2 separate regions of the Homo sapiens genome follow, and region 1 is linked to region 2. A link is an interaction called in ENCODE POLR2A ChIA-PET data of the cell type or tissue named here. Cell type or tissue: Panc1. All regions are shown on one strand. Region 1 overlaps THSD4 (thrombospondin type 1 domain containing 4). Region 2 overlaps THSD4 (thrombospondin type 1 domain containing 4).

What was found. ChIA-PET counts read pairs that join two places held together with the same protein. Peaks named below come from ENCODE experiments on the same cell type or tissue, not always from the same donor. Only the 100,000 strongest peaks of a DNase experiment are listed, where the experiment ranks them.
Region 1: POLR2A ChIA-PET joins it to region 2 with 5 read pairs; 2 of 35 experiments call an interaction of 5 or more read pairs at or near these places.

What each region holds. Positions count from the first base shown.
Region 1 is chr15:71,383,846-71,386,345 of GRCh38, reverse strand. The region is part of intron 6 of THSD4 (thrombospondin type 1 domain containing 4); the gene reads right to left. Among named protein-coding and RNA genes, the nearest start is that of THSD4-AS1, 200 kb to the right of the region's middle. RefSeq lists an enhancer at 1-358. In Panc1, no CTCF peak of the experiment used is centred here; no DNase peak of the experiment used is centred here.
Region 2 is chr15:71,291,496-71,293,995 of GRCh38, reverse strand. The region is part of intron 6 of THSD4 (thrombospondin type 1 domain containing 4); the gene reads right to left. LOC124903521 (a long non-coding RNA gene) reads right to left here. Exons shown (of 2, transcript XR_007064701.1): 2 at 2,193-2,500. It overlaps LOC124903520 (a long non-coding RNA gene), which reads left to right. Exons shown (of 2, transcript XR_007064700.1): 2 at 1-2,500. Among named protein-coding and RNA genes, the nearest start is that of THSD4-AS1, 100 kb to the right of the region's middle. In Panc1, no CTCF peak of the experiment used is centred here; no DNase peak of the experiment used is centred here; H3K27ac peaks cover 2,178 bases.

The sequences.
Region 1 (2,500 bases), 92 kb before region 2:
TGAATCTGGAAATTGCTTACCTGTCCTCCTTGGGTAGCATTCCTTTGAACTATTATCTTAGCTGCTCACAGCATGAGCTTCTTTATTTGGCTGGCAAACCATTAAGTAGCTGCCTGTTTTGTCTTTGATTTTTAATGGAAGTCAACCCATTAACATTTGGGCAGCAGAAACAAGGCTGTGGTTGTCACTCTCTGATTTCTGGTGTTGCTTTTCTGTACGTTGGCATTTATTCAATCTTCACTAAGCACCTACTCAGTAAACAGTCCCAGGAAATACTGGTGCCTATGAGACAGAGAATATGATTTCTTCTCTGACATTTCTGTTGGTCCGCTAGCTACTTAAGCATCACTTTCCTCATTTTTCCTTAGAGTTCTGCCTCCATTCTGCCATTGCTTTCTTTAAACTAACACACAGTTCTACTGATAAATTGTTGTTTCCTGGTGTTAAACTCACAGCATGAACATCAGCAGCTTTCCGGACCCCCATCTCTTGATCTGTACAGTAAGGAGGTTGGGATGATCTCTTAAGTCCATCCTATTTATGAAGGTGTTAAATTAAACGAAACGTGATTTGAGAAAGCCTCCATATTTGCATACTCAAGCCCTTATGTAACCAAAACCTAACTCTGTAAACAAACCATAAATCTAATTTAGGAATTTGGCTTTGTAACAGATAACTGAGTCTCAGCCAATCAGGGCAGCCAAGTTTCAGTCAATCACAGGTGGCCACGTATTCAAACCAGGTTCAAATTTATTCGCTTTAGCGAACTCCAAGCTCTAAGTGAGCCAGCTGTTTCTATAAGTCACTTCTGTTTTCTGTACAATCCTTCCCTTTTTGTGTCCATAAGTGTCCAGTCATGTGGCAGCCCCAAAGTCTTTCTGAACCTGTTCTGCTTCTGAGGGCTACCCGATTCACAAACTGTTCTTTGCTCTATTAAACTCTTATTTGTCTAAGGTTTTTCTTTTAAGAGATTAGTGTCACAAGTGGGACTCAAAGTCAGACTCCAATGACCCCCAGGAACACCAGGCAACCAGGTGAGGTATCCATGGAGCCCAAAGTGCTCACTGCTCTCGTTTGTAACTGGAGGTCATGGGTTAGTTTTTCTCTTGAGTTCTGAACTCCACAGCGTTGTGTCTAGAGCTCTCCTAGTTTATATGAGCAATTTTTTTTTAACTGAATTGGGTTCGGAAGTCACGAAAGCAACTGGACTGGATCCAGGATTGGATTGGATCCAATAATTAACTGGACTGGATCCAGCTATAGGCCTCAGATGTCTGACAGAATCAAAGGGAAACTGGCAGTAAATGGCAATTACTGAAGGGGGTGCAAACTCCAGCTTTCAGAAATTTGCAGGGATTTTGTGTCCTATCCTCATCATTTCTTTTTCTTGCATGTTTAGGTAAAGAAAAATCATTGGCTAAGCTGGTTAAGGGGATCTGAGAGCCAAGGCCAACATTCAACATAAAAATGGGATCCTTAACTTTGGAAGAATTGAGTACTCCACTTTCTTGTCATGTCTACCTTTACATGTATTAGTATTAGGCCCTGAAAGGCAAAGTCTTACTGAAGATAATTTAAAATTACAATGCCGTTATGTGGATGGTTCCAAATGAACGGCACTGCACTTTAAGAAGTGCATTTTAAAATGTGGGCTCCAGAACTAGGCTCACCCGGGAAGCCTATTGATGTGCAGATGCTTCTAAGAAGGTTTCAAAAATTTTATTGCCTCTTTTAAAAGACTATTTGCAAAAGGCAAATAAAAAACTGAAGCAACTAATTGAAAGAAAAATTGAATCTGCTAACCTTTTGGCTTAGCTACTTACCTCATCCAGAAGGCAAAAAGCAAGCTGGATAAAGTGTTTATAAAGGTATACCTTCAGATAAAGGAAGGCTTCATCTTTTTCAGTGCTATCCATGCTGAATCCAGGCACACAAAATAGTTTCATGTTTTTGTTTTTTTTTTGAGACGGAGTCTTGCTCTGTACCGTTGCCCAGGCTGGAGTGCAGTGGCGCACTCTCGGCTCACTGCAAGTTCCGCCTCCGGGGTTCACGCCATTCTCCTGCCTCAGCCTCCTGAGTAGCTGGGACTACAGGCACCCGCCACCACGCCCAGCTAATTTTTGTATTTTTAGTAGAGACGGGGTTTCACCTTGTTAGTCAGGATGGTCTCGATCTCCTGACATCGTGATCCGCCCGCCTCGGCCTCCCAAAGTGCTGGGATTACAGGCGTGAGCCACCGCGCCCGGCCACAAAATAGTTTCTTTGCCCTATTTGTTAATGAGCTCTGCCCTGAATTAGTAATTTTAGCTAAGAAACAGAAGCTAAGTTGCAAAGAGACCACCTATTGAACTAAATTGGTCTCTCAAATACAGTCATTCCTCAATATCCACAGGGGATTAGTTCAGGACTTCCTGCAGATGTAAAATCTGCAGATGATCAAGTCTCCTATGTAAAACGGCGTATTATATAAACTACGTACATCCTCTTGTATACTTGAAAT
Region 2 (2,500 bases):
TAGCAAACACATAGCACATGTACTGCAAGTGCCCTGCCCCAGGATTCACGGTGGTCTCACACCCTTCAGGGACCCCCCAGGCAGCCACTGGGAGGGACTGTTTCATGTGCACCTCCCAGGCCTGAAGCAAAAGCCTAGACTTTCCACTTCCAGTTAAACATGGAAGAGTGACCATCTTACACCTCCTCTCCCTTCCAAAACCCTACTAAATTTCCTACTGTTAGGGAATTTTAAAACGTTTTAACCTATGAGGACAAAGCAAAAAGAGAGGAGATATCCACAAATAAAGATTTCAGCAAACTTGGAGAAAAGTAGAGGAAAGCGTTGTAATTGAGTGTAAGTTGCAAACATTCATATCCACTGTGGAGGAAACTTGAGAACAAAGCCATCTGGACTGACAGACACCCCAGTAGCCCAGCCCTCGGAGGCACAGGAACCATGAAAGATGAGGCTCTGGTTCATGATGGAAAACTGAGCTACTAAGCCCATGTTATGCAGCCAGGCTACTACGTAACCCCCATGCTCCTCCCCAAGCAGGGGAGAGGTTTACTCTTCAGAGAAACTGAGAAGGGGCTGCAGACCCAGGAAACAGGCACCATGGAGAACAGAGCTCAGGGCAAGGGGCACCCAGAACACCAACCACACGTCCACCTCCACAGGCAGGAGATTCAAGGGTTCTTCTCTGGAGAAAACCAACCACCTGAGAGGAAAACCATCTACATAATGACAGTTGTGTGCAGGGTTCCAACAAAAAAAGATAGCTCAAAATCTGTTCTCCTAAAGAAAAGCTCATCAACCAACTACCCCACCTATGCATGCTGAGCTGCACGGCACAGGGCATCTGCAGCACATGCACGTAGAACTTTCGACCTGTCCAATATGGATATACTCTAAAAGCTGACAGCCATCTGGGGAAAGCCCCTGACAAGAAAGGCAGGGTTAACACAAACACAAAAAGAACTTGGAGGTGAGGGGATAGGCAGGGAAAATAAAAAGAACTTCAAAAGTCCTGTTATATTTGGCCAGGTGCGGTGGCTCATGCCCGTAATCCCAGCACTTTGGGAGGCCAAGATGGGCGGATCACAAGGTCAGGAGATCAAGACCATCCTGGCTAACACAGTGAAACCCTGTCTCTACTAAAAATACAAAAAATCAGCCGGGCGTGGTGGTGGGTGCCTGTAGTCCCAGCTACTCGGGAGGCTGAGGCAGGAGAATGGTGTGAACCCGGGAGGCGGAGCTTGCAGTGAGCTGAGATCGCACCACTGTGCTCCAGCCTGGGCGACAGAGCAAGACTCCGTCTCAAAAAAAAAAAAAAAAAAATCCTGTTATATTCTTAAAGAATGTTAATTAAAGTATGTTAAGATAGTGCATCCATGAAACAAGAACAGAATGCTATGTGAAGGAAATAATCAGAAACTAGAAAGGTCTTAGAAATTACATGGTCATAAAAATTAAAGAATTCAACAGAGAATTTAGAAGACAGTCGAGCAAATACCACAGAAAGGAGAACCAAAAATAAAAACAGAAAATAGGAAAGACAAGGAAATTTGAGATGCTGTCCAAAACAGCATTCCAGAAATAAAGAACAGAGAATATACAAAGAAGGAAAGTATCAAAGAAATATTGGAAGAAACTACACAAGCATGAGTTTCTACCTTGAAAGGGTTCATCAAAAGGGATGCATAGGAGACAATGGATATTCAAAGGCCCTCCCCGAGATACCTCATCACAACGTACCGGAATGCCAGAAATCAACCGAAGACCTGAAAAGCATCCAGAGGCAAAATTCAATCACACACAAAACAAAGAGCATCAGGATGGCATTGGTCTTACCACAAGCAGAATGCTGGAAGACAATGGTGGAATACCTTCAGAACTCTAAGAAACAAATGATTTCCAACACTGATTTCCAAAACTGGTTTAATTATGTCAAGTCTAGGGTGCAATCAACACATTTTAGATATGCAGAAGCTAAAACAATACTTCCCTCGCACCCTTTCTTGAGAAGCTATTAGAGGATGTGCTTTCAGTAACCAAGAAAGCAGGATGTGGTAGACAGGGGCCACCACAATAGAGGATGCTAGCTATGCTCCCAGCCTAGAACACAACTAGTCCAGACTGGAGTAGGAGGGTGGAAGACTAAGGGTAGGAGGCCTCCAAGAAAAAGCAAAATGCAAATGGTAGGTTATGTGTTTGAGTACTCAGAAAAATGGATAGATGTCAGAAAGATATTGCAGTGATTAATTTTATGTGTCAACTTCACTGGGTCATAGGGTGCCCAGATATTTGGTCAAGCATTATTCTGGTAATAATATGTGTGTCTTTGAGGGTGTTTCTGGACAAGATTAACATTGGAATCAGTAGACTGAATAAAGCAGACGGCCCTCCTCAAGGTGGGTGGGCATCATCCAATCAGCTTAAGGCCAGAATAGAACAAAAAGGCTGACCCTCCCTCAAGTAAGAGGGAACTCCTCCTGCCTGATTGCTTGTGTTGGAATTT